Regions from separate parts of the Homo sapiens genome. Here region 1 is linked to region 2. A link is an interaction called in ENCODE POLR2A ChIA-PET data of the cell type or tissue named here. Cell type or tissue: GM12878. All regions are shown on one strand. Each heading gives the region's core, and the rest is flanking DNA. Links, peaks and the distances in the headings are about the cores only.

Region 1 (16,753 bases), core at 5,142-10,141, 83 kb after region 2:
ATATATATATTTATTTCCATAGGTTTTTGGGGAACAGGCGGTGTTTGGTTACATGAGTAAATTCTTTAGTGGTGATTTGTGAGATTTTGGTGCACCCATCACCTGAGCAGTATACACTGTACCCAATTTTTAGTGTTTTATCCCTCACCCCCTCCCACCATTTCCCCCAAGTCTCCAAAGTCCATTGGATCATTCTTATGCCTTTTCATCCTTATAGGTTCACTCCCACTTATGAGTGAGAACATATGATGCTTGGTCTTCCATTCCTGAGCTACTTCACTTAGATTAATGGTCTCCAGTTCTATTCAGGTTGCTGAAAATGCCATTATTTCATTCCTTTTTTATGGCTGAATAGTATTCCATGGTGTAGATAAAGCACAATTTCTTTATCCATTCATTGATTCATGGGCATTTGGGCTGGTTCCATATTTTTGCAACTGCAAATTATGCTGCTAAAAACATGCATGTGCAAGTATCTTTTTCATATAATGACTCCTTTCCTCTGGGTAGATACCCAGTAGTGGGATTGCTAAATCAAATGGTAATTCTACTTTCAGTTTTTTAAGGAATCTTCACACTGTTTTCCATAATGGCTGTACTAGTTTACATTCCCACCAGCAGTGTAAAAATGTTCCCTTTTCACCACATCCCTGCCAACATTTATTATTTTTTGATTATTACCAGTCTTTAAGGAGTAAGATGGTCTTCAAGGCCAAAAAACCCAAAAGCAAATGCAACGAAAACAGTGACAAATAGGTGGGACTTAATGAAATAGGAAGTTTCTGCACAGCAAAAGAAACAATCAGCAGAGCGAACAGACAACCCACAGAGTCAGAGACAATGTTCACAATCTATACATCTGACAAAGGACTAACATCCAGAATCTATAAGGAACTCAAACAAATTAGCGTTGAAAAAAAAAAACAACAAACAAATTCCATCCAAAAAAAATGGGCTAAGGATGTGAATAGACAATTCTGAAAAGAAGATATACAAATGGCCAATAAACATATGAAAAAATGCTCACCATCACTATTGAGCATCTGTATTTGACTATGAAAAGATTGAGGGCTAGATGTGGTGGCTTATACCTCTAATCCCAGTGCTTTGAGGGGCTGAGGCAGGAGCATCATTTGAGCCCAGCCTGGAATTTGGGACCAGCCTGGGCAATATAATAAGACCCTGTCTCTACAAAAAAATTGAAAACATTAAAACAATTAGCTAGGTGTGTGATGTGCACCTGTAGTTCCAGCTAGTCAGGAGGCTAAAGCAGGAGGTTTGCTTGATCCTGGGAGATCAAGGCTGTAGTGAGCTATGATCCTGCCACTGCCATCCAGCCTGGGTGACAAAGTGAGAACCCTGTCTCTAAAAATAAAAAACATCAGGAGCTCAATGTTCAGGATGCCAATGCAGACTTTTCACTGTTGTTGCTGGAGAAGGAAGAGGGGAGTAGACGGTGTGAGCCCCGGAGAATTCTCTTCTGGCAACATCTTCCTGTAGAAAACAGTGTGACAAAGCTGTGAATCCCCAAAATTCATTCCTTGATAACAATTGTGTTTGCACTACATAGCCTGAAGCAAAGCTAGCAGAGGTAATAGCTGTTGAAAAAAAAATTAACGGGCACGATGACTGATCTATAGCTTCATCATAACATAAATTATAACAGGAGACGGAGGGAATGGCTTTTTGGAAGTCCTGCTTTTCTGCAGAGGTGCAAGGCCCTTGCTGCTTTTCCAGCTATTGTTAAGTTTGCTAAAAATAAGATCTGTGCAATATGTAAACATCACCCCGCCCCAAGTAAAAATATGGATTATTCAGATGCTAGAGGCAGGAGAGAGTCAGATGTTGGCCTAAGGCCTTAAGTTCATGTCCCTGACAGGCTCTGAGCTTGTCAAAACTGCTCTTCAATCCCCTTGCTAATAGCATGGTGTGCTTCAGTAACTGAATTGGTCACGTAATTAGCATACTCCTCTGGCTGGGAAGAAATCTGCGGGTACACTCTAAATTAAAGAAAACCAACTTGTTGTGCCAGGTTATATAATTTAATGAAGAATCTGTAGACGGTGCCTTTTAAAAAGTATGATTTTGGGTATAAAATTAAGCACTCACGCCTAACGTTTCTCTTTTAGCTCTCAGCCAAGGCTCACTGTTGTGTAAATGAATTAAATGCAGCCAAAGGCCCATCTGCTTCACAGGACAGAATCAAATGAGACCTGGATGCTTGGGGTCTATTTGCCCTTGTTTTGTAGCATCTTGGGCAAACCAGCACTGATGTGCAATGTGAGAGGCGAATATTTCTGCTTTTATCATTGTTGTAAGCCACATATTTTTTTCTTACCTCTTCTCTGTTTGTTCTTTAAACAACAAAAAATCTGGTGGTAGATCCATCTGACCTCACTGAGTCCAAAATGGCATCTCCCTCTCCTTGTTCTTCCTCTCTGGCCGCTCCTTTATTTTTCTTCTTTTCTTTTTCTCTTTCATCTGGCTTCTCCACCCAAAAAGCCAAGGGAAGTGAGGTAACAATAACTTTGTTGCATTTCACCTGGCCCACCCAGAGAAAATCTATTTCTAGGCAAATGCGGAAAACCCAAACCTTGTGGAACGCAACCGGCCCTTTAATCTAACATCCTCTGTGAGCTGCAGAGTCTAATGTTTAATTTGAAAAACAATCTGAAAATAGCATGAAAGGAAACGTGGAATTTGCATAGCTATATATATGTTTAAGATAGTCATAGTCGTTTTGGAAAATACTGTGTTTGAGAGCTGACCCTTTACTTGAAGTTGCCCGAATTTTCTGGACTCCTCTGAGATAAGGAGTGTAATTGTCAGTTGAGTGATGGTTGCTTTTCTGCACAGTCGTCTTGATATTAAGGAGTCAGAAGTCCAAGCCTGTCATTTTGGAAAACTGAATGCTGATATTCAGAGCTGTTTGAATGACCAAAACTAAAGTCACAATGACAACGAGGTTCTAGTTTATTTCTAATATTCATTGGATTGCCACGCTTTTGAGAATCTTGTTAAAAATCTTCTGTTTTCTCTTCCTTTCCTTTTATCTTTCTTCCATCTCTTTCTCTCCTTTTCTTTGCCATTTTCATGGCCTTTTAAAACATCTTTTTCTGCATATTTCTTTTTTTTTTCAAAGTTTAAATTGCACTAAAATCTTTATATAGGCATGGCCTAAGTTTGGTTTATTCCAGCCCAGTTGCCTACAGATGAAATCCTTTCTCCATAAGCCCTTTGAAGGACAACTTCCATTTCCAAAGCCTTAAATTTAATAGCTGGAGAAAAGACAAACAAAATCTCTACTGTTTCAGGCTTCCTAACATTTCTACCATATTCAAGGTGCCTTTAAAACAATCTTTCTGAAAGGTGCTGGGAACTCAGATATCAAGCATAAGCTCTTCATTTGGTGAGAGACGCTCAGCAGGTTAAGGAGACAAGGCAGAGAGTGCAGAGGTGTAAAAATTTAAGGGTGATTTCAAACCAGTATATATGCCTCTAGGAAAAGGATTTTAATCTTGGGATCCATGGATCGAAGTCAAGGAGTTTGTAATAGTCCATTTTCTGTTGCTTATAACAGAATACTTGAAACTGGATAATCCAGAAGAAAAGGAATTTATTTCTTACAGTTAGGGATGCTAATAAATCCAATGTTGAGAGGCCGCATCTAATGAGAGCCTCCTTGCTGGTTGCATGGCAAGGAGGATGACTGTGCACATGGGCTAGCTCAGGTTGCTCTTCCCCTTCTTGTAAAACCACCAGTTCCCCTTTCATGATAACTCATTAATCCATTAATCCATGAATGGATGGATTCATTCAATTCTCATTGAATTGAGCCCTTGTGATCCAATCACCTCTTTAAGGCCCTACCTCTCAATACTGGCATATTGGGGATTGAGTTTCAAAAAGTGTATTGGAAGGGACATTCCAACTATAGCAGGGTCCATGAACTTAATGGGAAAACATTACTTCTTTGTATTTCCTAAGCTTTTGTTGAAATATAGCTTTTCTACCAATTATAAATATGGACAAATAACCCACGGTAATGTCAGCATTCTGTAACATATTACAATACAGTTGTTGATGTAGAGACATCTGGTCTCAACAGATGCTTTACGTCCAACACTACTTAGATATTATGGTAAATATTAGACCTACCACTAGATCTTTCTACTTAAAGCGTTAGTAAGGGAGCACATGCCTCACTACAGCAATTAAAAATATTATTATAGATATGTGGGAGCTAAGCTATGAGGAGGTATAAGAATCATACAATGGACTTCAGGGACTTGGGGAGAAGAGTGTGAGGGGGGCGAGGGATAAAAGACAACAAATATGGTGCAGTGTATACTGCTCGGATGATGGGTGCACCAGGTTCTCACAAATCTCCACTAAAGAACTTACTCATCTAACCAAATACCACCTGTACTTCAATAACTTATGGAAAAATAAAATTAAGAAAAGACTATAAATATTTCATTATTGATGTTTTTCTTAATAATTCTATATATTTTATTTAATGCATTTAAAAATTGTTATTCTGAGAAGCAGTCAACGGCTCCATTGAATTGTAAAATGAGTCCATGTAACAGTAAAGGTTAAGAACCTTGGCTCTTAGAGGAAATTATTCTTCCAACTGGATACTTTGTGGTCCTTGATTTTGGAGAAGGGGAGGGGTATAAAGGAAGAGGAGAAAAGGAATCTGGAATTTGTTTTGGCCTAACAGAGCTTCTGATTGTTTCTGTTGGTTCTGTGTCCAGAGCTAAACACCTGCATAGCAATTTAAAAATGTGGAGAAAGGAAGAAAGAAAAAAACATAGTTTACACTAGACAGGGGCATCTAGGGCAGCACCAAAACAAAATCCTGGCCAGGTGCGGTGGCTCACACCTGTAATCCCAGCACTTTGGGAGGCCGAGGCGGGCAGATCACTTGAGGTCAGGAGTTTGAGACCAGCCTGGCCAACATGGTGAAACCCCGTCTCTACTAAAAATACAAAATACAGCCGGGCGTGTTGGCGAGTGCCTTAATCCCAGCTACTCAGGAGGCTGAGGCACAAGAATCACTTAAACCTGGGTGGCAGAGGTTGCAGTGAGCCGAGATCGCGCCACTGCACTCCAGCCTGGGTGGCAGAGTGAAACTGTCTCAAAAGAAAAAAGAAAAAAAGCAACAACCCCACAAAAAGTCTCACAGCAAAACAAAAAACAAAAAACAACAGCCTTCTCACGTTTTCTTCCCTCTTTTTGGACAATTTTTTTTTCTGGTGCCAATACCCAAGCTGCTTTTCCTTTTTTTTTTTTTTTTTTCAGCAGTGTTAGAAATGTAGTTTTACATATATTCTAGAAGATACTCACGCATTTCAATGTTACTTTCCATAGGAGGAACTTGTAGGCAAAGCTCCTGTGCCATTGATTGAGCCCTTTTTCCAAACTGTCACACACTCACAACTTTTCCTGCCTAAGTCTTTGCTGATGACTGTAAAGTCATAATAAAAGGCCAGCTTGCCATGGAGATTGCTATTATCTGTGGGAGAAGTTGGTTTATTTGCAAGACTATAGAAGAGTCTATGAACTTAGATGGGAAAATAATATTTCTTTATATTTCCTAAGCTTTTGTTGAAATGTACCATTTCCATCAATTATAAATATGGACAGTAAACCCATGGTAATATCAGTACTCTGCCATGTATTACGATACAGTGGTATTGTCAGTAGGGGCTAGAGGTATAAACTGACAGCTACTGTGTATGCTAAATTTCCAGCTGTGAACCACATTGACTTTGGGAGTTAATAGTTGAAGTAAAGTGTATGTAATGAGACATCATGTTTTTCCAGAGTTTCTGTTAAAATAGTCTCATCAGAGTAATATTGAGAGGAAGAGGCCCTGTCAGAAAGAGTTATTTTTTGCTTCTATGATATCTTTTGATTCTGCAAGGTGGTGGAAAGGAGAAAGCAAGGAGGAAAGTGGGAAGAAAATGTGGGCAGTGAACTTTACGGGGCCTGGGGGACAGACACAGACTTTAGTCAAAGATAGCTAGATTTAAATCTCAGCTCTGCAACTTTCCTGTGTGATCTTTGGCATGTAGCTTAACTTCTCTGAACTACCAGTTCTTCATTTGTAAAATGAACATAATAGTGGTATCCACTTAAAGAGTTATCATAAGAATTTGATAAGCTAAGCATGGTGGCTCACACCTGTAATCCCAGCACTTTGGGAGGCCAAAGTGGGCAGATCACTTGAGGTCAGGAATTCGAAACCTGCCTGGCCAACCTGGTGAAACCCCATCTCTACTAAAATAAATAAATAAATAAATACAAAATACAAAAATTAGCTGAGCATGGTGGCTCACACCTGTAATCCCAGCTACTCGGGAGGTTGAGGCAGGAGAAATCACTTGAATCTGAGAGGCAGAGGTTGCAGTGAGCTGAGATTGTGCCACTGCACTCCAGCCTGGGCGACAGAGTGAGACTCATCTCAAAAAAAAAAAAAAAAAAAGACAGAATTTGATGGCATATAATGCATTAAGACATTTGTCACAGTGCATGGTACCATGTAATAGGAACTTAATAGAGGGCAGCTTCTGGAAGGCTGCTGCTGTGACCAGATGAGTATGTCAGCTGAGCTGTCAGAAGTGACAAGACTACGAGCAGCTGCTGTTTTGACACGTCTGCTATGTTTGTCTCTGTGATCAACCAGCAATCCTGTCCCACTGGGGAGGGGTGTTCTTGGCATTGGTCTGCCAACAGCCTGTCCTCCTTCCTTTACTCTTAATAATCTTGGTTTTTTTTTTTTTTTGAATTAAGTAACTGACTGTGTCAGTTTTGCTAACTGAAAAATCAGGGTCTTAATAATAGTTAGCATTTACCTGCCTCACATGCTGGATTAATCAGCGTGCTTGTGAAGTCACAAATTTCTTAAAGTCGAGATAGTGACTCTGCTACTCCCGTAATGAGGGTGTGAGCACTGAGGTAAGTGTATATATACAGATTCATATCTGTACTTGAGCTTTTGTTCATATGTAGTTAATGTTTTAAATGGGATAATTGTTTGACTGATAAATAAGATAATTCATGTGAAAGTCTTTGTAAACAGCTAAGCATTAGTAAAAGCCAAACTTCATACTTATTAAAGTTGTGCCCGAAATAAAAATCATGTAACAGCTGGAAAATTACCAGCTATCAAGGAAGAAGTCAAGTCCCTGGGGAGTAAAAGGGGCTAGGAGAACCCTAAGCTTTAGACCTGGTTGATCACTAAATAACCAGGGAAGTTACTGCTCCATTTATAATCTTATCTTCCTCTTCTGTAGAATAAAAATACTGTAGGCTTGGCCTATGTTTCAGCCTTCTTGAGAATCATTCTCGGAGAATGATGCTAAAAAGTGCTTGATGAAAAGTATGGTAGGTGAAATTTTGGGATGGTCCTCTACATATTTCCTGCTTCTTCCCATAGTTGGTAATATAAATCTCATTCATAAAATAACACTATTTTTAAATCGATTTAGTTCTTAGTAAGGACCTTTTTAAAAAAGTTCAGTGAGTGGTTAAAAACCCTCATAATGGTCTCTAGCCTCCTGCCGTTTGGACCTGGACTAACTTAAAAATGATGCCTGCCTTGCTTCTAATTACCTGTGTGTTTATTGCAACTAATAAATGTATTTTATACAAGTTATTATTTTACAGCTTAGATTTAGCTGCTTATTTGTTTAGAAAAAAGTTTGATAACAACAAAAAGCATAGCTCATCTCCTCATGGACTGGGGCATTCATCTGCTTTGAATGTGGAGACAGAAACCTTATAGACAGTTTCAATTTGTCTTACATTTATTGTGTACACAACTGACTGGTCTAGACACTATGAAGACAACAGAGGGGGTAAGATATAGTTCTGCCTTTAGGAGTAAAATGATCAATCATTCTCTAAAAGACTGTCCGTTTGCCAAACAGCAAAAAGAAACCAACTGGTTGCTAAATACGTGATTTTCATTTGCCTCATATCTGCACTGGCGTCCAACACGGAAGCAGTAAGTATGTATCCACGTGTGCAGAATGATTCGCCCAGGGCTAGTTTAACAATGGCTATTATTCACAATAATAAGCTAGTTTGCATTGACACTCCTAATTCAAAGTGATGTCGCGCCTGCTTTCAAAATAGGTCAGCTTGATAGCTTATTGGCGTAGTCACCCTTGGGAAATCACAAAGAGATAGCTCTTTACCAAATTAGTGGCTGATATCCAGGCTTGGTTTGAAAACTGTGCTTTGAGGGAGACTTGTTTCTTGTGCTTGACCAGAAAAGCACAGAAACACTGAATTATAATGTACAGCTTTTAAATCCAAGATTTGGCTATACATTTAGGATAGTTTATGCAAAACTGGCAGAGGTTGGTTTCTAGCTTTTTTTAGTTTCTAGGTTTGATCATTTCCCTCTGGTTAGTGTGGAGAGAACTAAAGCCTTCTGTTCTGAACAAACAACCACAACCCAAATAGGCCAAGAGACTAGGAAAATACCAGGACAAGTGAAATGAGGAGTGTCCTTTAGGGCAGCCAAGCTGAGGCACAGAGCTTAAAACCAATGCTAGGGCATGCCCGAGAGATTTCTTAAGAGGGCTGATGGCACTTCTTTTTGAAGCTGTAAAGTAGTGGCTGTTTACATTAAGGCAGAAAAAATGTCAAATACTATACAGCTGTGTCTGTCATGCTCTTCTGCTATTTTTTCCTCTGTGTACCATTTTGGTAACAGTTTCTTCATTTTTCCCTGGGGACCCATTTCTTTCCTATTTTCAGATCCTGAAGTTTGGATGGGACTTACAGCCTCTCTTTGCTTCCACCACCACCAGTGATAGTCACATGGCCCATACTTGACCAATCAGAACACTGTATCCCCAGCCAGAATGATTAGTTTGGAGTATGCTCCTGGTGTACCATACAATCAGAGAGCCTCATTCCCAGGGCTTCTGCTAGAGATTTTAGGGAAGAGGTGCTCTGTTCTTTCTAGATTAGATGTACCAGCAGTATGTAAACCTAACATTCCTGGAGACCATCTTTGTCACCACATAAAGGGATCTCCTCTGAGAACGACAACAATCCAGAGGAAAATAGAATTGAGAGATGGTGAGGGGTATACTCCTGATAACACCAATTGAGTTATATTAAAAGGGGATCTAAGTTCAGCTTTGCCTAAACCCTCAGATCCAGTTAACTGATTTTTCTCTTTGCATAGATTAGTTTGGGTTATGTTTCTGTTGCTTGCAATGAAGAGTGCTTTGAATAATATGTGGTCTTTTATAAAGCCTATGTGTCAGTCATCTACTGCCATGATAATGCTGCATAACAAAATACTTAAAAAAAAACAACCTCAGGGACATCCAACAATAGTCATTTCTTTCTTTCTTATTTATTTATTTTCTTTCCAATTTTTATTTTAGGTTCAAGGGGTACACATGCAGGTTTGTTACATGGGTAAAGTCTTTCTTTTTAGTGTATTCATGAGGTAGTTGAGATTGGGTTTGTCCATGTTGGGTTTAGCTAGAGTAGGTTCCTAGCTTCACGTTGTTCAAGTGTACTCCGTGTGTCTCTTATCCCTTTTGAACAAGTGGTTATTTGGGGCATGTTATAATTTTCATGGTGACTGAAAGCAATGCCAGACAGCAATCCCAATTATACAAGCACAGCTCAAGCCTCTTCCTCTGTCGTGTTCACTAACATCCCATTGGACAAAGCAAGTAACTTGGTTAAGTTCAGCATCAAGGGAGTGGAGAATGGCACTCTTTCCACGAATATGGGGGAAAGGGAGTGAATATTTGATGAACAATAATCTACCACATCCTAAACTTAACCAAAGGAAATAAGGACTAGGCATTATAGAATCATGGAATTCTAAATCTGCTATAAATATAGTAACAAACAGTATGAAATATTTTAAATACGTTAATGTAACAAAAGGCTATTTTTTAAGAACTGAGATATGTGTATTCCTGAAAGATTCAAGTTCTGTTTCAAATATTAATGATGTTGAAATTTGTTTGTTTGTTTGTTTGTTTGTTTTGAGACAGAGTCTCGCTCTGTCGCCCAGGCTGGAGTGCAGTGGCGCGATCTTGGCTCACTGCAAGCTGTGCCTCCTGGGTTCACGCCATTCTCCAGCCTCAGCTTCCCACGTAGCTGCGATTACAGGCACCCGCCACCACGCCCGCCCGGCTAATTTTTTGTATTTTTAGTAGAGACGGGATTTCACCGTGTTAGCCAGGATGGTCTCAATCTCCTGACCTCGTGATCCGCCCACCTCAGCCTCCCAAATTGCTGGGATGACAGGCATGAGCCACAGCGCCCAGCCTTGAAATTAGTTTTGAAATAAGTAGAATATTTTATGGCTGCCTCCTTCTGGCTAAGGGATTACTTCAGTGATATAGTTATCAACTGATATAGACATTCAATAGCAATTTGTGTAAGTTGATTTTGAAATTCAAAATCTTATATCTTATATCAAACATTGTACAAATATCATGAACTATACAGGGAGTGTAAGATTAAAGGAGAATAGCTGAGTGTGGTGGCTTGTGCCAGTAATTCCAGCTACTCAGGAGACGGAGGCAAGAGGATCACATGAGCCCAGGCATTTGAGACCAGCCTGGGCAACATAGTGAGACCCCATCTCTACAAAAATAAAATTAGAAAACATAGCTGGCCGTGGTAGCATGCACCTGTATTTCCAGCTACTTAGGAGGCTGAGGGGAGAGGATCGCTTGAGCATAGCAGTTCAAGGCTGCAATGAGCTGTGACCACACCACTGCACTCCAGCCTGGATGACAGAGAAAGACTGTCTCTTAAAAAATATAAAGGAGAGGCCGGGCACGGTGGCTCAGGCCTGTAATCCCAGCACTTTGGGAGGCTGAGGCGGGTGGATCACAAGGTCAAGAGATCGAGACCATTCTGGCTAACACTGTGAAACCCCATCTCTATTAAAAATACAAAAAATTAGCTGGGCACGGTGGTGGGTGCCTGTAGTCCCAGCCACTCGGGAGGCTGAGGCAAGAGAATGGCGTGAACCCGGGAGGCGGAGCTTGCGGTGAGCCGAGATTGCGCCACTGCACTCCAGCCTGGGCGACAGAGCAAGACTCTGTCTCAAAAATAAAACAAAATAAAATAAAATAAAAGAGAATATCTGAAGGCATAATGATAATGCCTGTCATTCTTTTGGGTGCCTCCTATGTTTCAGGTACTGTGCTAACGAACCTCAGTGATATTAAATAATGTGGTCAAATTCCCACATTCTGGTAAAAGCCAGAGAAAGGACATCTACCTGAGGATGTCTTGTGTCAAAGCTTGGGCTCTGGCTTCACTACGTTGTAGGAAGTTTAAGTTAGACAATAAGGATGAGTTGACAGCTTACTAATGGCAGGTATGTCTTCTCAATTCTAGAAAATGCTGCATTGATAAAGAAAACCATGTTCCAGTCTTGCTTTAAAGCAGGAGGTTGAACTAGGTGAAGAGAGACTGGTTAAAGAATACAACTAAGGAATCAGCTGGTACAATGATGCAAAGTACAGGACCTTGTGAGGCTCCCCTGGGAGTTTTCTGTCTTGCACTATGGGTAAAACAATTGTCCTGACAATTCATTATGAGGAGTTAATGTAACATGCATGAAAAGATTTTTCATATAGCATGTGGCTGAGGGAGCACAGTTGTTATAAAGTTCAATTCAAAAACAAAAACCAGACTAGCTCTCTGTCCTGGTGATTCTATTACCAACCTGTCTAAAACAGAGGCTGAATTTGGTAATCTCTTGAAATCACTTGTGACCCTTCACTTCTCGGGTTGTTTTGATTTGGGGACTTTTCTATCCACTTGAAGAAAATATCTTTTAAAGGGTCATACTGTCCCCGGTTTTGTTTGAGTTCCAACAGTGAGTACTAGGCTGCCTAAATGATCACAGCTGGGCAGTAAAAATTCCTGAGAAAGCAGAAACATTAAGTTTCAAATTCCACTTGAATTAATGTATCTGGAGGTAAGGTTTTATAGTTAAAATATTTGGATGGAAAACACAATTTTTTTAAATCTTTCCTTTGAATCAAGGTAACATCACATTGAGGGTTGAGCGTAAAGTAGCTGGAGGCAGTAACGTAGTCCACCCCCTCTCAAGAAAATGAAACCAGTGAAAAATGTCTTCTTAGGTTTTGTTATGTCTCTGTTTGACTATCTAACAGTTTACAAGTGATAATGTGGATGATGGCTGTGATAATATCTTTAACACAGTTAATATAAGAATATGATTCTGTTTATAAGGCACTTTTCAAACAAGGTAAGCACAACTTGAAAGTAATTGTATGGGAGGGCTGACTCCAGACACGTGGAGGCACGATTCTTAATTCTAATTTCAGCCTGGAGACAATTAGATTTAAAGCAACCAGGAAAAGTGCCCACTTTTCCTGGGTTGTGAAGGGGAAAGAAAACTTGATATATTTTTGTGAATCTCCTCCTCCTCTTCTACTCTTAGGATGGGAGGGTAGCTTCATTGCTAGGGAAGGTTCTGTGCAAACACACAATGCTGGGAATAATCAAAAGCCCAGAAAACTGAGTCAGGTACCTGCCTCTGGCAAAATTCTGAGTGAATAGATGGGTGCCCTGAGTGGTAGCAAGCAAGTGATCTGTCAGAACATGAAATGAGAGGAATTTCGAAGTTATGGCCTTGCCCAGATAATATTATGCCTCCCACTTCTGAAGGTTTCAGTCTAAGAACCCAGAAAAAGAACACTGTTTTACTCCTGAGAGATCTGCTCAGAGTAACGTGGGTCAGAAGAACTATTTTGAGTTTCATAGTCAGAGTGGCATGACCCAGCCAAGTTGTTATTTTTGTGACTCTTGCAACTCATTGCCCTCTTCTTTAATTTTTTTTTTTAATTTGAGGAAATAAAGGTGATGAGTTGAATCAGTGGTTTTAAAATTGTAAGCCTTGGAGCTCTTGTAGTCCTTAGAAACCTCAGATGATCTCAACAACCACTAAAGTCCATCACCGGTTTGGCAGACAAGTAGGGCAAGGAGGAAGAACTCTGTTCTCTCCCCTTCCAATTCACTGCATACAGGACTTAAAACCTAGACGATGGGTTGATAAGTGCAGCAAACTACCGTGGCACATGTGTACCTATGTAACCTACACATTCTGCACTTGTATCCTGGAACTTAAAGTTTAAACAAAAAGAATATTTTCCTAAGTTTAGGTTTGGGTGTACGACTCTGAACGACAACTTCTGTACTTATCTTTTTTACTAGTCAGCGTACTTGACCTTAAAGCTTGCTCCTCTCTAATTCCACCATCCTGGGTGATCCTGAGCACCAGAACCAGGTTCAGAGTTTAGTCATTCTCAGAAGAAACACAATTCAGCATTATAAGTATCACCTTAGGCCTTAGGAATATAAAGAACAAAAGATGATCCCTGCCCTCAAGGCTTTTATGGTTGAATGAGGAAAATACAGGCAAACCTATCATTATACTGCAACAATGTGATTGATTAAAGGGAGGCCAATGTCAAGGAGACAGGGAATGTAGAGGGTGGATTGCTTAGTCCAGCTGAGAGAGTGAGATGAAGCTTCAAAGAGAAGGAGGGCTTTGACAGTTTAAGAGAGGATGTATGGCCGGGCGCGGTGGCTCACGCCTTTAATCCCAGGACTTTGGGAGGCCAAGGCGGGCGGATCACGAGGTCAGGAGATCGAGACCATCCTGGCTAACACAGTGAAACCCCGTCTCTACTAAAAATACAAAAAATTAGCCGGTCGTGGTGGTGGGCGTCTGTAGTCCCAGCTACTCGGGAGGCTGAGGCGGGAGAATGGCGTGAACCCGGGAGGCGGAGCTTGCAGTGAGCCGAGATGGTGCCACTGCACTCCAGCCTGGGCGACAGAGCGAGACTCCGTCTCAAAAAAAAAAAAAAAAAAAAAAAAAGCGGATGTATGATTTTAAAATATAATTCAGATCGTGTGAGTCCTCTGCTTGAAATACTCCAAGGGCTTTCCCATTGGATACAGAATGAAATCCAAGTCCTCGTGTCGTTAGAAGGTGGATATGATGTGGCCTGCTGCCTTTCTCAGACATCTGCTTCATCCTTTTTGGCTCTTCCATTCTCATTATCCTCTCCTCTTCATCCCTCAACAATCTATTCTCATGTTCAGCTTGTGGCTTTTATTTTTGCCATTCCCTTTGGCTGAAATGCTTTCCCCCCAGTCTTCAGTGATGTGTCTTCCTAATCACTCTGGAGTCAGAATAAATGCAGTAGCCACTTCAATATTTCCAGTTTTCCTTCTTCTGGATACAAGCGAGGGATCAGAACTTGCCTGCCGTTTTTTTTTTTTTTTTTTTTTTTTTTTTTTTTTTTTTTGAGACAGAGTCTCGCTCTGTCACCCAGGCTGAAGTGCAGTGGCTCAATCTCGGCTCACTGCAAGCTCCGCCTCCCGGGTTCACGCCATTCTCCTGCCTCAACCTCCCGAGTAGCTGGTACTACAGGCGCCCGCCACCACGCCAGGCTAATTTTTTGTATTTTTAGTAGAGACGGGGTTTCACCATGTTAGCCAGGATGGTCTCCATCTCCTGACCTCACGATCTGCCCACCTCGGCCTCCCAAAGTGCTGGGATTACAGGCGTGAGCCACCACGCAGGCCCTTGCCTGCCTTTTGATGTTAGGGAAGACTAATCAGGTGGGTTGCTTTGGCCAATGAAATATCAGTGAAAGTTACATGTGCAACTTCCTGGCAGAAGCATTTCCTTTCCAGTGGGAGGGTCTATGAAGTTTCCTTCTTCTGATATGGAGACTCTAGAAGTCTGTGCTAACATGGAAGAACAATGCTGAGCCATCACGCAGTGGTTAAGCCACTGCGGAGCCTCCTGGATTCACAGACGTCTTTGCCTAAATGCGAAAGGAATGTTCATTGACCTTAGCCATTGAAGTTTTAGGGTTTGTTTGTTATTACACTATAACCTAACCTAGTCTGACTGATAAATATTCTTTTGAACTCCCAGTCTTAAAGTAGACATCCTGCTTTACTCCTGCTTTGCTACAAATTATATTTATTTTTTACATTGCACTTCCGTGAAATTATGCTGTTCGAATGTTTATTTGTGATCTGTCTTCCCCCATGAAAATATAAACATCACGAAAGCAGGTATCTTACATGTCTTGTTCCATATTTGTCGTGTGTCTGGCACAAAGTAGGCATGTTGTGCACCAATGCAGAACACAAAGTGTATCTGTGCCACATGGGACCCGGTGTCTAACCTTTGGAGAAAGAAAACATATTTAGAAAGGCAAGCATTAGAATGCTCCCATCAATGGGCCCCCCAAATTAGGAAAACATGTATAAGGAACATAAGTTATTTATGTAATATTTCTCAATCTCAATTTTTTAAGTCTTAGACTCTAAAATCTAACAATATGAAAGAATATGGGGTTTATCCTAAAATATTATTGAGTATTTATTGGTAACAAAGTTAGATACAAATTTTTTGCTGAGTTTACAATGCACATTTCCAATATTATAGTGAATATCAGTGTTTTCTTGTCGTTTGTTTAAAAAGTGAGCTTTATTAAAGGTTACTACTCTATGTAGTGTGGCAGAGAGACTATGATGGTGACAGGGTCTTACATGGTTTTCCTTTAAGATCTGAGAATCAAAATGATATCTTTTATTACCAATACATTTCTTAAAAAATGTATTGCATATAAGAACAATAAAAACACAAAAGTGGAAAAGTTGAGAAGTTCAATTGGGAAAATTATTGATTATAAATAATTTCAAAAAATAACTGGACAAACTCTAAACATAGGAGAAATTTTAAGAAGTGTTAAATTGTCTATATGACAAAGAAATGGAAATTGTGTTGAAATAATTTGTTCAAATGTTATTGAATTGCTCATTTTTCTAAAACTACAATGGCCCTTTGAAGCCTATAGAATCTGTTAACATCTTTAGTACTTTTGATGCAATACAAATGGTTTCCAATAAATAAGCTTTAGTTTATTTCTCAACAGTAAGTTTTGATTGAAGATCTTAAAGATGACATTTCCCTCTTAGGAAGCTGTGCTGGAGTTGTTAACTTTGAACTTATCTAACTTTACAAGCTGAGCTCTTTTTAGATTTAGATAATTGTCTTGCATTTGGGTGCTTACATCCTAAGGTACTACCTCCTTCCACCTATATAAGGAAATTTTGAGGCTGGGGGCAGTGGCTCATGCCTGTAATTCCCACACTTTCATAGGAGGATTGCTTGAGGCCAGGAGTTTGAGACCTGCCTGGGCAACACAGCAAGACTCCATCTCTACAAAAATTTTTAAAAATTAGCCAGACATGGTAGTGCATGTCTGTGGTCCCGGCTACTCAGGAGGCTGAGGTGGGAGGATCACTTGAACCCAGGAGTTCAAGGCAGCAGTGAGCTAGGATTGCACCACTGCACTCCAGCCTGGGCAGCAGAGCAAGACCCTGTCTCTTAAAAAAAAAGTTGACATGATTAAAACCTTATAGAATCAATACAATTAAATCATTTGCATTATTGCCCAGGAAATGCTCAATATTATCAACATGATTCTCTTAACAGGAAATTTTAGCACAAAACCTAGGATCAAGCAGGAAGTTACTTCACTTTTCATAATTGCAAGCATTGCTAAGTGAATTCCTTTGTTCCAATACAAACTTTGGACATCTTTGGCATGTCTTTCCTTCATGTCCTCATCTCAGATGCCACAAGGAGATGTACAACATGGCATATTTTCAGTCCTCTGTG
Region 2 (16,753 bases), core at 5,274-10,273:
ATATTTGATGATAATAATAATAATAACTAAATGATTATCGCTTATTCATGTGCTGATTTCCAGCCTGATAGTCAGGCTCTTCACCCATCTATTTCAGAGAAAAGCCAATATCCTACCACCATCTCCAGGGCCCTATATCATCTGACCCCTTTACTTCTGACCTTGTTTCCTCCTGTTCTCCTTTTATTCATTCAAACTAAGAAACTAGCTTTCTTGTTATGTCTTGAATACACTAGGGTCTTTGCATTGCCTATGTGCTCTTCCTGGACTGCTCGTTCTCCAAATATGCAGACGATAGAATTTCTTACCATCTTTCCATCTTTGTTCAAATGCTGCCTTCTTAATTAAGTCTACCTGGCCCACACATTTTACAGTTCGAACCTGTCCCCAACCAGACTCCTAACCTCTTCATTTTCCACATTCAAAAGCACTTACCTGTTAATTATGATTATTGTTTACTGTCTGTCTCCTCCAATTAGAATATAAATTCTTTAAGTACTGGAATTTTTGTTTCGTTGGTTTGTTTTCAATGGAGTATCCAAATACCTTGAAGTGCTTAACATACAAAGGGATTTGATTAATATTTGGCAAATGAATGACAACACAGCCGTCCTGTTAGGTACACACACAAAAACACACATGTATACATATATTCACACACTCCCACTCTCACATACACTTGTATACAGAATTTAGATTTATTTTATAACTTGATGAGGTTGATTAATAACCCATTCTGTGCTCCTATTACAAAAGTAGCACAATTAGAAATATTTGAATATGTCTTCAGGTGAGTCTGTTAATTTTCTTTTGAATAATTTTAATCAAAAAATATGTTTATATTACAGAAGAAATACACCCTCCTTAGGCATTTTAAGAGAAAATGCAGTTTTATTGTTTTCAGTGATGTATAATATAAAGTAATAGTAAGGGGGCTACTGAGACACTGCAGATAAACACCCTGCTAGAGCTAGTTGAATGGATAGATAAGACTCATTTACAATTAACACACTGTTTGTATGCATTTGGGTTGTTGTAAATGTGTTTGAAAACAATTTGTTCTCAAGTAAATTGAAACACCGGCTACATTCATTCTTGTTTACATTAATTTTATTGATCTATTTTCTATAGATAATGGGAAAATAAACTGTAGCGACATAGACAAAGCTGTGTTTGAATTGTCACAAATTACAAATCACAAGGAATCTTAACTGATGAGTTTCTTCCTTGAAAATGTGTTACTCCACAATGTAAACATCAGGTGCTTTGATTGCTTTTGGCTTACTCATATTCATGCTTCTTTATCCAGGATCCTTCCAAATAAAGCATCCAGAAAATGTTTGAGTCACAAAAATATGGGCTTTGTATTGTTTACAAAGGAATATTGGTGGTAGAGAGGAGGGATGGATTTCAGTTCTACTTCACTCACCTCACATTTGGTTTAGCGTGTCCTATTTTTGGGCTATCATTACATGAAGGAAGCCTACCAACTTTTGCCAGGCACTTTGCATCTTCCCTTGTTTTGAGTGAGAAGCTCTAGATTCTTCCCCATGTCTTCTACCACAGCTTTAAGATGGCTATTTGGCTTTGACTGAACACTCCAGCGGAGTCTTATCATTTTCCCAAACAGAGCATTACATGATTGTGTAGTTGTAGATGTTAGAAAGTTCTTCCTCACATATAGCTAAAATTTGACTCTTGGGAGGCAGCCTTTGTAGCTAGCTGTAGATCTACCTAGTAATGGAATAAGAGGCTATCTACCTCTTCCTTCCCCCGCATGTCAAGATCCTTTCTCAAGAAAGCTAAGAGTGGCATTGCTTCTCAGCTTTTTCTTCTCCAGATTAATAAAACTATTTCTTAACTGTTTTTTAAGAAAGTGAGCATTTATAGGCACACACACACAATAGTTTATATCCCCATTTTTTAGAGGTTAACTGCTTTCCTAGATGTGATCTTGTGCTTTTTGCCGCTTGGAAGAAATATTTAATTGATAAGAGAGTAAAAGGAAAAATAATTTGCTCTGCAGCGGCTTTTGACTGGATAACTTCTGAGGAACATATATTGTCTGAAAAAGAAGGCACAAAATTATTTCATGGTGAAGTCTACATAGGGTACACTGGCAATAACTGTTTACCTCTTTCAGGCCAGATTTAGATGTTCTTACTGACATCGTTGGTCCTCAAAACATCCCTGAGATTGAGCCTTACTTCTATTATTCCAGGAAGGATAATACCAATATACAGATTGACTAACAAACTGTCCACATATTAGACAAATCTAGCCAAAAATCAAGTCCAACTCTTTGGTCATAGATGAACACTTGTGAAGGAGGGTAAGTGAAATGCACACACCTACCCATGAAAATGGCATTACTAGAAGTAATGACAATTTGAAGCCATAATCGTGATGCTTTAGCACTTTCTACTTGATCAAAAATAAGGAGATGTGGGCCAGGTATGGTGGCTTACACCTATAATCCCAGCACTTTGGGAGGCCGAGGCTGGTGGATGACTTGAGGCCAGGAGTTCGAGACCAGTCTGGCCAACCTGGTGAAATCATCTCTACTAAAAATACAAAAATTACGTGGGTATGGCGGCACGCGCCTGTAGTTCCAGCTACTGAGGTGGCTGAGGCGCGAAAATTGATTGGGCCCAGGAGGTCCAGGCTACAGTGAGCCAAGATGGCGCCACTGCAATCCAGCCTGGGGAACAGAGAGTGACTCAGGGAAAAAAAACGAACAAACAAAAAACCAAGGAGATGTGGAGAGAGTTTGCCATCTTTGGCAAAAAGTGAAGATCACTAATTTGGTGATCTTAATTTGATCTCTAAATGTTGTTTTGCTTTGAAAAATAGCTGAACACATAGCAATGTTCAGTTTAAAAATCATAATTAATGAAATTATGTATCTTTTCTCAGACCCAGATCACAGAATCACTGGGAGGAGATTAAATATTGGGATAGAGCAGAGTAAAAAGAACCATGAAGGAAAATCATCTTTAACTTGAAACTAAATTTGGTAACATCTAATATCAAACGGGATTCTTATAGCATGTGGAATTGTTTAGTCACTACCATAATCATTTCAAAACCAGATTTTCTGCTTTACTGCTATAGTAGTTCTTGCCTAGCAAATGAGGAGCAGGTCTTGAGTTTCTGGAAACATTCATGCTATTTTATAGAACTTCTCACGGACACCTGGAGGGAATGGGATTGTAAATTAATGGTTTACATAGCTGTCACCTGAATTCCTAGAATTGGAACATTTTGACTTCCTTGATGAGCTCAGACTTTTGCTTCATGTCACTTATGAACATATTTCCAAAATTTGGAAAATAAATGAGTTTAGTTTCAAAGTTTATAAATTTTTTTTGTGAATTTAGAGAGAGAATTAAAGTGGTGGAATACGGTTACAAAGTAATGTTATTAGCTATAATTAATCAGCACGGACAAGTATTGTGTCCTAGGATAAAATTTTAATTTGCAAGGTCTCAATTAAGAGTGAATAGAAGCTGTCAGTGAATTTATATATAATTTTGTAAATTCAGTAGATAGCAACCTATGACATTATGCAGATGACTGTTTTGCATATTTATTAACTTTTTTCATATTTTCCTTATTGGGAATCAAGAAATTTGTGCATATTAAAGTTACAGAGTGTGCCACATTATGACAAAGACTGTGACCTCTTTAAGAAATGTTTCCCGGTCGGGTGCATGGCTCACACCTGTAATCCTAGCACTTTGGGAGGCTGAGGTGGGCGGATCACCTGAGGTCAGGTGTTCGAGACCAGCCTGGCCAACATGGCAAAACCCTGTCTCTACTAAAAATACAAAAATTAGCCAGGCGTGGTGGTGCATGCCTGTAATACCAGTTACTCAGGAGGCTGAGGCAGGAGAATCACTGAAACCCAGGAGGCGGAGGTTGTAGTGAGCTGAGATTGTACCACTGCACTCCAGCCTCGGCGACAGAGTGAGCCTCCATCTGAAAAAAAAAAGAAAGAAAGAAAGAAAGAAAGAAAGAAAGAAAGAAAGAAAGAAAGAAAGAAAGAAAGAGAGAAAGAAAGAAAGAAAGAAAGAAAATGTTTCCCAGTTTTTCATGGCCTCTGATGATTTGAACAAAGGCACTTGTTAAATAGAAGATGAGATACACATGACACCTTTGCTCAGAAGTCCTCTCATCTCTCTGTGCCAGACAATTTTAAAATAAGATGTGATTTCTTCCCCCTATTCTCAAATAATATATTTGCTATTATGGAAAACATGTTAATTTGTGAAAAGTATTAAAAAAAATCAGCCTGATCCTATTGCTTAAAACTAGCAATGATAGTTAATTAATTAGTTACTTTATTTACTTTTAAGACAGAATCTCATTGTTGCCCAGGCTGGAGTGCAGAGGTGTGATCACAGCTCACAGCAGCCTCAACCTCCTGGGCTCAGGTGATCCTCCCACCTCAGCCTCCTGAGTAACTGAGACTCCAGGCACATGCCATCATGCCTGGCTAATTTTTTGTAGTTTTTGCAGAGACAGTGTTTCACCATGTTGCTCAGGCTGGTCTTGAACTCCTGAACTCAAGTGCTCCACCTGCCTCAGCCTCCCAAAGTGCTAGGATTACAGGGTTGAGTTACTGTGGCCAGCCAACTGTTAATATTTTAATGTTTCTTTCTCATCTTATGTCTACCACTGCATATTATAGTCTATATTACTTTGTGTTTGACTTTTTACTTCATATTATTGTTTTGTATATTATGAGCTTTGCATATTATGAGCTCTTTCTAAATATATTTTGTCATATTCTGACAGGATATTATCAATGGATAACTGATAGCACAAATTACCAAATCTTTCTATAACAACATTGTTTAGAAAAAACATACTTTAGATGTTTTCAGGAAAAACGTGAAACCTAAAATGCAAAGCTTCATTATTATTGATCACTATTACGAAAATATTAGGTGCCTGTGAAATACTTCCTGACTGCTTGATTTCCCAGCACACTGATAACGGTGGTCTAAAACTATTGTTTAGATATTGGGAATAGATTTTTGAAAGCTGGACTTCAGACTGGGAGACTTACTGGAAAATAAAACCACCAAGAAAAAAACTTTGAAATTTACGAAACTTTCTAAAGAAAAGTTATATATTTTAGATTTTCCTAAGTTAATGTTAGGCCTGAAGGCAAGTTGAAAATGATAAATTTTTAAGGACCAATTTTTTATACTATGATGTTAAATGAAATAGAAAATATTCCCAATATCTGTAACACACACATACACTGTAGTTTATAGCTAGAAAGGAAAGATACTATTTTCTAAATAGTCTTTTTGTCTTTTTGATTCTTCTAGGTTCAAAGTTCACACTACAAGATGACAGTCATTTGCATTTCTCTGATTTAAGTTTTTTTGAAGGGGACGGAGGAAAGGGGGAGTTCGTATTAGCACAGTTTTTTAGTCTATTGAAACTTTTCAATACACTGAAAATGTTTGAGCATAATATCCTCACCTTTCAAGATATCACATAACTCTTGCTTATTTAACAGGGAAAAAAAACCCCAAACCCCAAAAAAACCTCTAACCAAACACGAACATGACACTCTTAGATCAAATTGTGCTCCTGGCTATTTCTGAATAAGTCCAAGTAACACATGGTTAGTGGGATATTTTAGTTGCCGAGATGGCATTCTTTTTGTACCCAGGGCTTTGAGACTTTTGGATTTTCAAAATTCACCCTTGTCAACCTAAATAACAAAGAGAGAGGGTCTCTACAAAGGAAGACGTTTATTTGGAAATACAGCATTGTAATGGGAATACACATGTCATAGTGAAGTATATGTGTATTCAGGGAGGTAAAGGCTCTGTTTGTCTGTTTCTTAACATTTGTGATTCTATTTTGATACTGACAGCTTTTACACCCTGATCATCCTATACCCTAGGGTGATATCCTAGAGCTTCAAATGCACTTTTAAATTAAGCAAGGTGATTAAAAATGTAATAACATAATTGAGAGATAGATAAATTCTTCTTTAGATTTGCAGTTCCGAATAAAGACAGTAGTTATGAGTTCCTACTTAAAAATTTTAGGGTTCACATTGTAAAAATCTTAGACCTGGAAGGCTTATCGCTGTCTTGTCCCAACCAATCTTTATTTTCCTAAAGAGTAAAATCTCCATATGTTCCAGTTTGCCTAGGATAGTCCCAATTTACGCCTATTGTCCATGTGTAATTATAACAGCACCTTTTATTACTATCAAGAGTTTCTAGCTTAAAGGATTGGTTATATAATCATCTTACTAATGAGAGAACCAAACCCCAACCCTTGAAGGGGTTGCACAAGCGTATGAACTAGACCAAACTAGTTTATGGTGAAGTGGAGATGCACTCTCTAAACTTCCAAACCAGAGTTTAATTTATTATTAACATTCACGATTTAAGATGAATTGGATGAATGCAAAGCTCGTAAGATTTTTGACCAAACAATGTAGGTACCAGTGGTTCTCAATTTTCAGCTGGCATTTGAATCACCTGGAGGCCTTGTTAAAACAGATTCCTGGGCCCCAACCCAGAGTTTCTTAATTTGAAGATCTAGGGTGGGACTGAGAATTTGCATATCTAACAAGCTCCCAGAGATGCTGACGTGGCTTCTACAGGGAGCTCTCACTTTGAGAACCTCTGTCACAGAATGTTAAGGCAACCTTTCCGTGCTGTAAAGGCAGACAGAGGTGAGAGCATGCCCTTCCGCAGCTGTAAATGTTCGCCTCTTCTTCTCAATATATAACTTATTTGATATGCACCAGAATTTTCTCACAGCAAAAACTAGAGGTGTGAAGTGAAAAATTTGAAATGCAAAATTCACAGAAAAAGGTAGGGTTATGCGGGGTTGGGTTGGTTTTTTTTATTAGGGGGTGCAGGGCCATTCTTTGTGGACAACACAGGGAGGCTACAAAACCAAAAGGAAGAAATAGCTTTTACGTGATGATCTAGAAATTTGCTACTCAAAATATATGAGCCATCAGCATCATCTGGTGATTGCTAGAAATACCGAGATGGGAGACACAAGGCTTCTGTGACAATTTCTTAAATAGATCATGGTTAATTTGCTGCCGTGAATGTGGAAGGAACTGAGTTACTGAGTTAGAGAGAAGACTTAAGGATTACCTTGATATGGAGGAAGCATTAAGAGAGACTGAACTGCAAAAATTCTTTCCCACTGAGATACTAGTTCAGAGATTCTCTGCTTTCAAACCACTATAGAAGTGAGATTAAAGTTTACCATGAATTGATCTGAAATCGTTCTGTGTTCTAAATGCTTAATAAAATCCTGAACCAGAAATCTGGGTATGGAAAACAAAATTTTCTTCTTTTTTCTCCCCTTTCTTTCATTTGGAGAAATAAGTAGCTGGAATAGTAGCTTAAGAAAAACCAGCATCACTGCAAGAAAATGGAGGCAGATGAGTTTAGAATCACAAGGAAAGCACCAGGTAGTTCAGGGAAAAGTTTGTTGCAACAAATGTTTAAGCCTGGGTTAGGGATTGTAGTTGGTTAGAACGAAGTTATATATTGACAAGCAGTACTGAAATCAGATTCACCAGAAGGTTCTAAAAGCAGAGTTAATAAGGAGAATTTCCAGTAGTGTTATTGAAACTACTTGGAATTTTCTAAGAACAGTTAGGTCTGAAAGAGAAGACCACGGCAGTAAATTCTCATTCCCTGCTTTTCTTTAAGGACAACAACAAAATGGGAAGACTATTTTCCTGTCAAATACACATTAAAAACAGAATTTCATGTGAGTCAAATAGAATTACCTTTGCAACTGTAGCAATGGTGAGTCACCATGTAAAATTACTTGTCAACTCTCAAAACTCTGTGGTTGCTATGAATGACATAGCCTTTCCTGGAGACAGTCTCGAAGATATTCAGCCCACAGAGCACCATTTTCCCTCCGCCACTATTCCTTTGTGCACCTGCAGTTTTGAGTCAACAAAAATTGCCAACCCAGGGTGATAAGCTCCATATAAATAATTAATGACATGGAACTAATTACTCCTGTATTAGGCCACCTGCACCCTCAAAGCTCAAGAGCCCCAGGTGTGAAAATTGCAGGGGCAACTAATGGTGAGCTGCATTTCATCACGTAAGCCCTGTAGAGGAGGCCCTGGCTGTTTCCTGCTCACGCTTTTTTCAGGGTTCAGTAAGCAGAGCCCGGGTGGGACTGACTGCTTTTGTAACATCTCAGAAGGCAACCAGACGATGTGGTGACGCTTGAAAATCGAGCTCTTACAGGCCACCAGGAGGTAAGAGGGATTAGGTTTAATTAGAGGAAAATACACCTTGAAGGATATGGTTGGAAATTGTCCCTTGAGGTATGCGAAACCTGCTCCAACAACTCTATGTGAGCGTGCTACATTTAAGAGTTATGGGACTTCCGTTTCATTATTTAAGCAGATTCCCAGGATTTCAGGATTTCAATCTTCAAATATGTGAATTAAATTATATACGTATCTATACATCTGAAATGTATATTATAACACAACATTATAACATTTATATTACTACTTTTTGGTGGGGATCTTTATTTTCCTGGCTTGGTGGTGTGTGTGTGTGATTGATTGATTTGTTGGTTGATTGATTGATATAGACTCTTTCCAAGTGAGATCTTAAAATCTTCTTGGAAGGAAATCTACTGCAAAGTAGTCTACAGTTTATGATGACTTAAACACCAGTAGAAATTCTCAGGCCATCTTGTAGAACATCATTATTAGTTTTGCATTGGCTTTGGAATGAAGAAGAAAAGGAGAAAATATGATTGAAGTTACTACCTCTAGGAACTTCAAGTTCCTTGATTTCGCTGAGTGCAAAGCTCAGTATGGGAGATCCAACTTCTCATTTAGTGACAGCCTCTTATCAGTTATTATTCTTTTGTTATGGTTTGACGGTGAGTTGGGGAAAACAACAATTGGATACTCAATAGCACATTTACAAAATGCTAGAATTAAAGATTCTAAAAGTCCGTGGGGAAAATTCCAGGAGAATTTGTCTAACTATATGTTTTTCTAAAACACACATACTGGTTTACACTAATTAGCCCACAGAATACCTATTTCTATTGTTTTCATCTTGCGAGTTGGAAAGTTTAGGAAAAAACTTTTTTTGCTTTCACCCTCTTCTGTTCCCTTAGCCCCACAATTAAGCTTAAATTACATTTTTCTATACTCATCATATTAAAATTTATATCCAAATATATATAGTAGTCTCTAATAATTTTGTTTAATTAATAGACTTTGTTTTTGGAGCAGTTTTAGGTTTACAGAGAAGTAGAGTGGAAAGTAGAGTTCCCATATATCCCTCTTACCACCTGCTCCCCAGTTTCCCTTATTATTAACGTCTTGCATCAGTATGGGACATTTGTTATGGCCAATGAGCCAGTAGAGCCAGTATAGATACATTATTATTAACTAAAGTCCACAGTTTACATTAGGGTTCATTCTGTGTGTCACATATTTTATGGGGTTTGACGAATGTATAATGACATGTATATACCAATACATTACTGTACAGAATAGTCTCACTGCCCCCAAAATTCTACCCCCCCCTTTTTTTTTAACAAAAATGAGATATTTATTACACTTTGATTTTTCTTTCAATTTCTTCAAGTCAACTGACTGGGTTGATCTACCCCATTCCTTTTAACAGCTGTGTAATAGTACATGGTGCAATGATGCCATAGTTGATTTAACATTTCCTCTTGTGGATTAGAATTCATATTATATCCTTGTGCAGATTATGCTTTTACACTCACAGAATTTGACTCCCAGGAGAAGGGCTGCAGAATCAACGGCTATGTGCACTATTACTTTTAATGAGTATTGCCATGTTGCTTTTAAATAAAGCTGCATTAAGTGACATTTCCACCTGTGATATGAAAGTACGTTTTTGCCCCAGTCCTCACCAGGAGCAGGTATTATACACCCACAGTTGAAAACATCTGGTAATTTTTATTTGAGAAGGATGAATAACACAGTAGTTGTATATGTTGGCTCTGAATTGTGATTGGGCTAGAGCTCTAGCACTACCACTTTCTGCTCAGCAACCTTGGGCAATTCATTTCACTTCCAGTACCTCAGTTTCCTCATCTGTAATATATGGATATAATAATCCTATTACATCATAGGGTTGATTGGGTGATTAGACAGGATAATACATAGAACAGGCTGATCCTGTACCTGGCTTAGACTAAGTATTCAGTTAATGATAGCTTTTATTACTAGAATATTATGGATGGATCATGAGATCCTTCGAACAATATCCAGAAATATTGCTTCATTATAATATTCTTGGATAAATTGTGGAATTCTACTAAATTTTGGGGTAATTAGGTGAGATCAAAGCAGATACAAACATTCCCTTAATGTCAAACCACAGAATGTAGTATCCAAAAACAGAAGCCTACCTCTGATCATCATCCCTCTGTAAATGTACAAAAATAATTAACTAAAATTCAGGTTATTAGAGAATCTCACTTTGTATAAGCACAAACCTTTTGTCAGAGTTGAAGCTAACATCTTGGCATACTAAATTTATTCAGGTGTTATTTCTTCCCTCCTTATATTTAAAAACAAAGTCAAAGCTGTTACTATCAAATTATTAAGTGGCCAATTTCTCTTTAGCTCTTATTTTAAATTCTTTGTCAAGGTAGTCTCTGTAGACTGTACCTCAGGGCACATTATAGCATTCCCTGATTCTTCAGGACTAAGACTGTCTCCTCCAACTTTCCCCATATATCATGCTATTTCTGTTCTTCACCTGTAACCTCTGAGGATGGACCAAAAGTTATTCCTTAAATTCCTTAGCAGGAGCTGAGCGCATCCTTGAGAGAAAGAGAGATGAGAGAGAGAGAGAGAGAGAAGGGAGGGAGGGAGAGAGAGAAGGGAGGGAGAGAGAGAGAGGAGGGAGAGAGAGAGAGGAGGGAGAGAGAGAGAGAGGAGGGAGAGAGAGAGGAAGAATAGAGGGCTGGAGGCAGAGAGATTTGGAGGAGGGATGGGTGCCTGGTCTCTACCTTAAAAATGCAATCATTATCCTCCCTGAGCCCCTGCGTGGATGGCACTTCCAACCATGTGAAATGCCCTCTCCTTCCTATGGGAATTTTGTGATAGTTTAGGAAATTGTGAATGGTCTGACAACATGGCTCCCTGTTGCATACTGGGCAACATCTAGTTATGACAGAAAGCTGGTTATATTAGATAAAGGCAGTAAAGAATCTTGAGAACTTTTGCTTGTTTGTCTGGGGGCTTTTGTGCTATCCTGAAGCAGGAACTGTGGAGTACGAACTGTATGATGTCCTAGTAGACATGCCCTGCTATGCTGGCCCTTCTTTCTGATCCAAGAGTCAGGGAATATTGTCTAACAGGAATTTTCAGCAGTTGCTGTAATGCCAAACATTGAAAATTTCAAGACCTTTTTACTCTTTCTATGGGATTTGTGGAAAGGAGTATTCAAAATTGTTATTGACTTAAAAAATCAAAAGTGTAGCTCATGAACACTAAACTTGAAATTACTGTAGTTGTGTATTTTAAAAATAAATTGCAACCAATTTTTATGACTCCATACCAAACAGCAATTTATCTTAGATGTTTTAAATTATTTATTCAGTAACACTCTCTGAATGCCATGCTACATAGAGAATGAATGGAAAATGTCAGAAGACCTGCTCTAACTTCCCTTTAGGATTGCCATGGGAAACGGAAAACACTTACCTGTAATTTCAATATATATGAAGCTCTGAGCATGTAAGCATGACCCTAAGCGAGTGTGAGAGGAAGAAGGAATAACAGAAAGAAGCAGTGACATGTAGCTGAGAGTGGGAGGAATGTTCTAGAGAGCATGAATAGATTGAATTGGACCCCAGATGTTATGGGGCCAGTCTTAATTTCAAATATTCCCTCTTGCTCTTTAATTAAACACATTTGTGAATCAATTAAAAAAAACCAACAACAACCTTGTCGGGCCATGAATTTCTAATCTGGGTTCACAAACATGTTCAGCCAAATTAAAAAAAAAAAAAAAGTGGTGGGCACAGTAACTCTTGAATGGTGGTGGAACTATAATATGGAAGGTCCTGAACAACAGCTTTTTTAAAAAAAGAACCCCCATTCTGGAGTCCACAGGTAATACAATGTTTTGAGTAGGCATAGTTGTAGAATTGCCAGAGATGAGAGGATCTCTAAGACAGTCCGTGGAAAAATGACTTGCCAACATTTATGTAGAAGAGGCAATGAACTGGGAGGACCCAGAGAGGAGCCTGAATTTTAACTTGTTGTGGGCCGATTGAAAAATAATATAATAATTAAATGCTTGACCTGCAGAATGCATGATGTAGTTTAACTCTCATTTCCCCCACTTCCTAAGAGTGCAACTTTAGGAGAGTTTCCTTATCTTTAAAATAGAAATCCTGTTAATACCCAGATTATAGAATTGCCTAAAATAATCTGTGCGACATAAATTTTAGTTATTTATACCATGAAGACAATATTTCAGGAAAGAAAGCCTAAACATTCTCACTTGACTGCCCGTCTATCTTCCCTTTGTCAGACTCAATACATCAGGGGTAGAAATCAAAATTAGCATGAAGGACTGAGCAGGATTTTGCCCCCTTTTCCCATTCCCTCCAGAATGCCATTGATGATTTATGGAAGTTCTAGTAGTGAAAGATTGGAGAGAAAAAAAAAGGAAAAATGGGAATGATAAGGTGAGATATCCTGAACCAAGGCAAAAAATTATTACAAGGAAAAGAAAGTGTAATAGGGGATGGGAAGCTGGCAGAAGGACACTGGATCGTGTGTTTTCACTACACCACTTATTTTGGAAAAGATGTGGAAAATTGCAGAGTTCAAAAATTACTGTCCCAGCTATGATTCACTAAAGAAGTCACTCTTGGCCACATAGACCCTGGCTTTTTTTCAGAGGTCATGTTTACACATAATTTATAAAGTTCTAACATGCCGTTGAAAGTTTCTCTGGCATATTTAGAAATGTCTGGAAGAGCAGTTCTCACCATTTCGCTCTGCCTGCCTTTGATTTCTGCCTATGTTTTAATTCAATAAGTGTTTATTGTGCTTAGGGCAAAGAAGGGCTCCAGTTTTGTGTGCTGTGAACTGCAAAGCTGGAGCCCTCTGGAGAATTCAGTTCCTGCCATGTCTGCCACCTGATTCTCACCTGGCAAGTTTTATTTTTAATTTTTTGAGACAAGGTCTTGCTCTGTTGCCCAGGTTGGAGTGAAGTGGTGCAATCTCAGCTCACTGCAACCTCTCCTGTGCTCAAGCTATCCTCCCACCTCAGCCTCCCAAGTAGCTGCTCACCTTGGCCTCCTAAAGTGATGGGATTACAGATGTGAGCCACTGCATCCAGCCCTGGTAAGTCTTCAATAATGAAGAAATGTCTGTGCTGTGGACTCTGGATGTCTGAGCATTGCTTATCCAGCCCTTCACATTGGTCCTCTTCATTTTCTGGGTCATAAATGGGGAGAAGATTTTACAGATGCTTTGAAGGAAGGTCAGCAGGTCTGGTGTATGATGAAATCCCATCCCGCCGCTCTTCTTCTCTTGTGATTTGATACCATGGAAGGAAGATGCCTTCTGCAAAGGCACCTGTCTCATTTCTAGGCAGTTCTAGTTGCTAACAGGCTCTTCCTTAAAATCTGGGTCTAATATTTGCTTATTGCTGCTGGATCTCATTAGAATAATTTGATTTCTTTTTTTTTGCATAAAGAGAGATTAATTTGGAGTTTCCATTTCTCTCCTTGGTTGTTTCTTCCTCCTTCTAAACCTACCCAATTCCTTCAACAGTTTCTCGCAAGACAACGTCAACACTGTTTCCTCTTTTCAATATTTGAACATTGTCCTGTCATCAATAAATAGTATAGTATTATAACTAAAGGAATATATATTTACACATATATATACACACACACATATATATATACACACACTTATGTGTATATGTATAATTCTTTTTTTAAAAGAGACAGACAGGGCTGGTCTCAAGCTCCTGCCCTCAAGCAATCCTCCCCCTTGGCCTCCCAAAATGCTGAAATTAGAGGTGTGAGCCACTATGCCTACCCAGGATGATCTTGATAGGTAAACTAGACTTTCACATACATGAGCATGCACTTTCAAAAACTAGTTTCTTTCTGAAAGTCTGTTGACTTGCAGAGGTGATAATTTCAATTGTCTGATCAATTTTCTTATTTTTGAGACAGAGTGTCACTCTATCGCCCAGGCTGGAGTGCAATGGAGCGATCTCGCTCACTGCAACCTCCGCCTCTTGGGTTCAGGCAATTCTCCTGCCTCAGCCACCCAAGTAGCTGGGATTACAGGTGACCGTCACCATGCTCAGCTAATTTTTGTATTTTTAGTAGAGACGGGGTTTCACCATGTTGGCCAGGGTGGTCTCGAATTCCTGACCTCAGGTGTTCGGCCCGCCTCAGCCTCCCAAAGTGCTGGGATTACAGACATGAGCCACCGCGCCTGACTGTCTGATCAATTTTCTAAGGAAAATCCCATGGGCCTGATTTAGAGTTTGCCATTCTGCTTTCCAAAGAGGTTTCTGATGACCAATGCAATTTGAATATGCATTAGATTTTTTCAAAAAGGAGTTTCTGGCTTTGGGGAAAATTATTTAATATTATTAGTTTCTTTGTATCAATATCAAAGTGGGCTCCTTTATTCGTTTATTCATTCACCTGTTCATCAAATGTTTACCGAGTGACTGACACATACTAGGCTAGAAACTGTAAAATGTGAATAATGCTCCTGCTAGTCACCAAAAGCTCCCCTGGCCTCAGTTGGCTCTGTCCTTTCATGGATAAAGCTCCTTCTGCTGTTCAAGCTGCTTTCATCTGTGCTATGGCATTTGAACCACCTGACACTGGAATCTGCAGGAGCAGAAGGGCTGAAGTTCTCACCTGAGAACTGAGTTAACTGAAACCCAGAGTGTTAAAGGCATTTGACCTTTGTCCCATCCTATCCACCAGACCCTGCAAGCAAAGAAATGTAAAGTCACCAAAGCCAGTTTGGCATTGAGCAAAACAGTCCATACTTTGAAACCAAAAGTAATGTGAGAAGGTTTAAAACTTACAAATGAGTTATTTTTTATATTTTTGAGTGGAGTATGTTACTCTCCATACATCCCAGAGACTACTTCTGGTGTTCACTGAATAGGAGCAACTCTTGGGGAAATATTTAGAGGTTGTTATTATATGTCCTGATACCTCTGAGATAGTAGCATATTTTGTGTGTGTGTGATTTGGCAACAAATGTATCTATAGGACATTTTTCTAGCCACTTCAACTTTGGGAACAAAGACAAAGACCTGAGAGACTCAAAAATTCATTGAGCAGCTAATTGGACATTACAAATCCTATGACTAAATTTTAGAGAGGATTCTGCAAATGCAAGAAATAGCAAAATGTGGTTTACACATTATCCTTAAGATGGCAGGGAAGAATTTAATAAATTTTAAAAGATGGTTAACAGATATACATTTTAATGGCATTAAAAAGTGGAAATCTTCACTTATGTATAAAAATTACTAAGGCAGAAGGATTTTGGATACATTAGCTGTTACAATGATCTATTTAGTGGAACACAAAGGAAGCTAGAATTGAAATTGAAGCGTTGGAAGGAGAGAGATAGCAGTTGATACTGGTCCAGAAGGAGTTTTGTTTTTTTGTTATTTTAAGTGATGTTGCTAAGTAAAAGGATTTTTGAACTACAAGACTTGAGGCTTCTCCCTACCCTTTGAAGCTGTGATTTTTGCCTGTGGCTATGCCATCTTTTACCTGAATTTCATCACTATCCTTCCACTCCATCATTAAGCACATTACTTGGCAGATAGGTAAACTATTTTCAAACAAATGCCACTAAAATGCAAATGAGATTCCTAAACATCACTAACTTTACATGACATTGCATATAATAAAATTTTAGAACTGTAAAATAATAAACCCGAGAGCTATTGTATAAGAGAATTTGGACTGTGTTCAAGTTATCTGAAGCCCAATACTGTTATCCACCTGGGCTGAGCCTGACTTCCCAAGAGCTTTGGCACTGACGTAGGGGGTCTTGAGCTAATTAGTCAATTCTTGCCAGAGGCCAGGGATTAAATCATGTTTCCTGGAAACTGTATAAATCTATAGATCTGTTTCCAAAGGCTTGTACTTCTCAATAGTGTCACCAATTTGCAAAGTGGCAAGGTATTTTTTTTCAGCTTGAGTATAAAGGGAGAAAAAGCATATGGTTGGATTGATCTGGAGTTTGGAGGTGCAGTAAAAGGACAGACAATAAGAAGTTAATAGGTAAGTTGGAAGTGGAAAAAAATATTGAGTGAGGGAGTGAAAGACTGAGGAAGATGGAAGAATGTGCTCAGAGAGAAGGGTATTTGGAAATAAAAATGTGGAAGTGGAACAATGCTGAAATTTGATATGGCTACAGAAGTAGATTAGCAAAAGGCAGTAGAAGTTTTAGTCATTGGATCTAGGGAGACAGAGAATCATAGGTACCTGATAATGACTGTGTTGTCTACTTGGATGTTGTCAATTGGTAAGAGGTATGGGATCTAAGAAGACGGTGATCCAATTTCCAAAGTCTTCAGTGAATGAGGGAAATATTCTAGGAACCAGTAGGTGCCAACCCTGCAGAGGGACAGGGAATGATGGCATTAAGTGCCATGAGGCTTTGTGGAAAGGAGGTTTTGCAGGAGGTTGT

The links. ChIA-PET counts read pairs that join two places held together with the same protein. Peaks named below come from ENCODE experiments on the same cell type or tissue, not always from the same donor. Only the 100,000 strongest peaks of a DNase experiment are listed, where the experiment ranks them.
Region 1: POLR2A ChIA-PET joins it to region 2 with 52 read pairs; 2 of 35 experiments call an interaction of 5 or more read pairs at or near these places.

Annotation. Positions count from the first base shown.
Region 1 is chr20:6,913,343-6,930,095 of GRCh38, forward strand. No RefSeq gene overlaps it. Among named protein-coding and RNA genes, the nearest start is that of BMP2, 150 kb to the left of the region's middle. In GM12878, for the core only: no CTCF peak of the experiment used is centred there; no DNase peak of the experiment used is centred there.
Region 2 is chr20:6,830,391-6,847,143 of GRCh38, forward strand. No RefSeq gene overlaps it. Among named protein-coding and RNA genes, the nearest start is that of BMP2, 71 kb to the left of the region's middle. In GM12878, for the core only: no CTCF peak of the experiment used is centred there; a DNase peak (open chromatin) is centred at 8,051.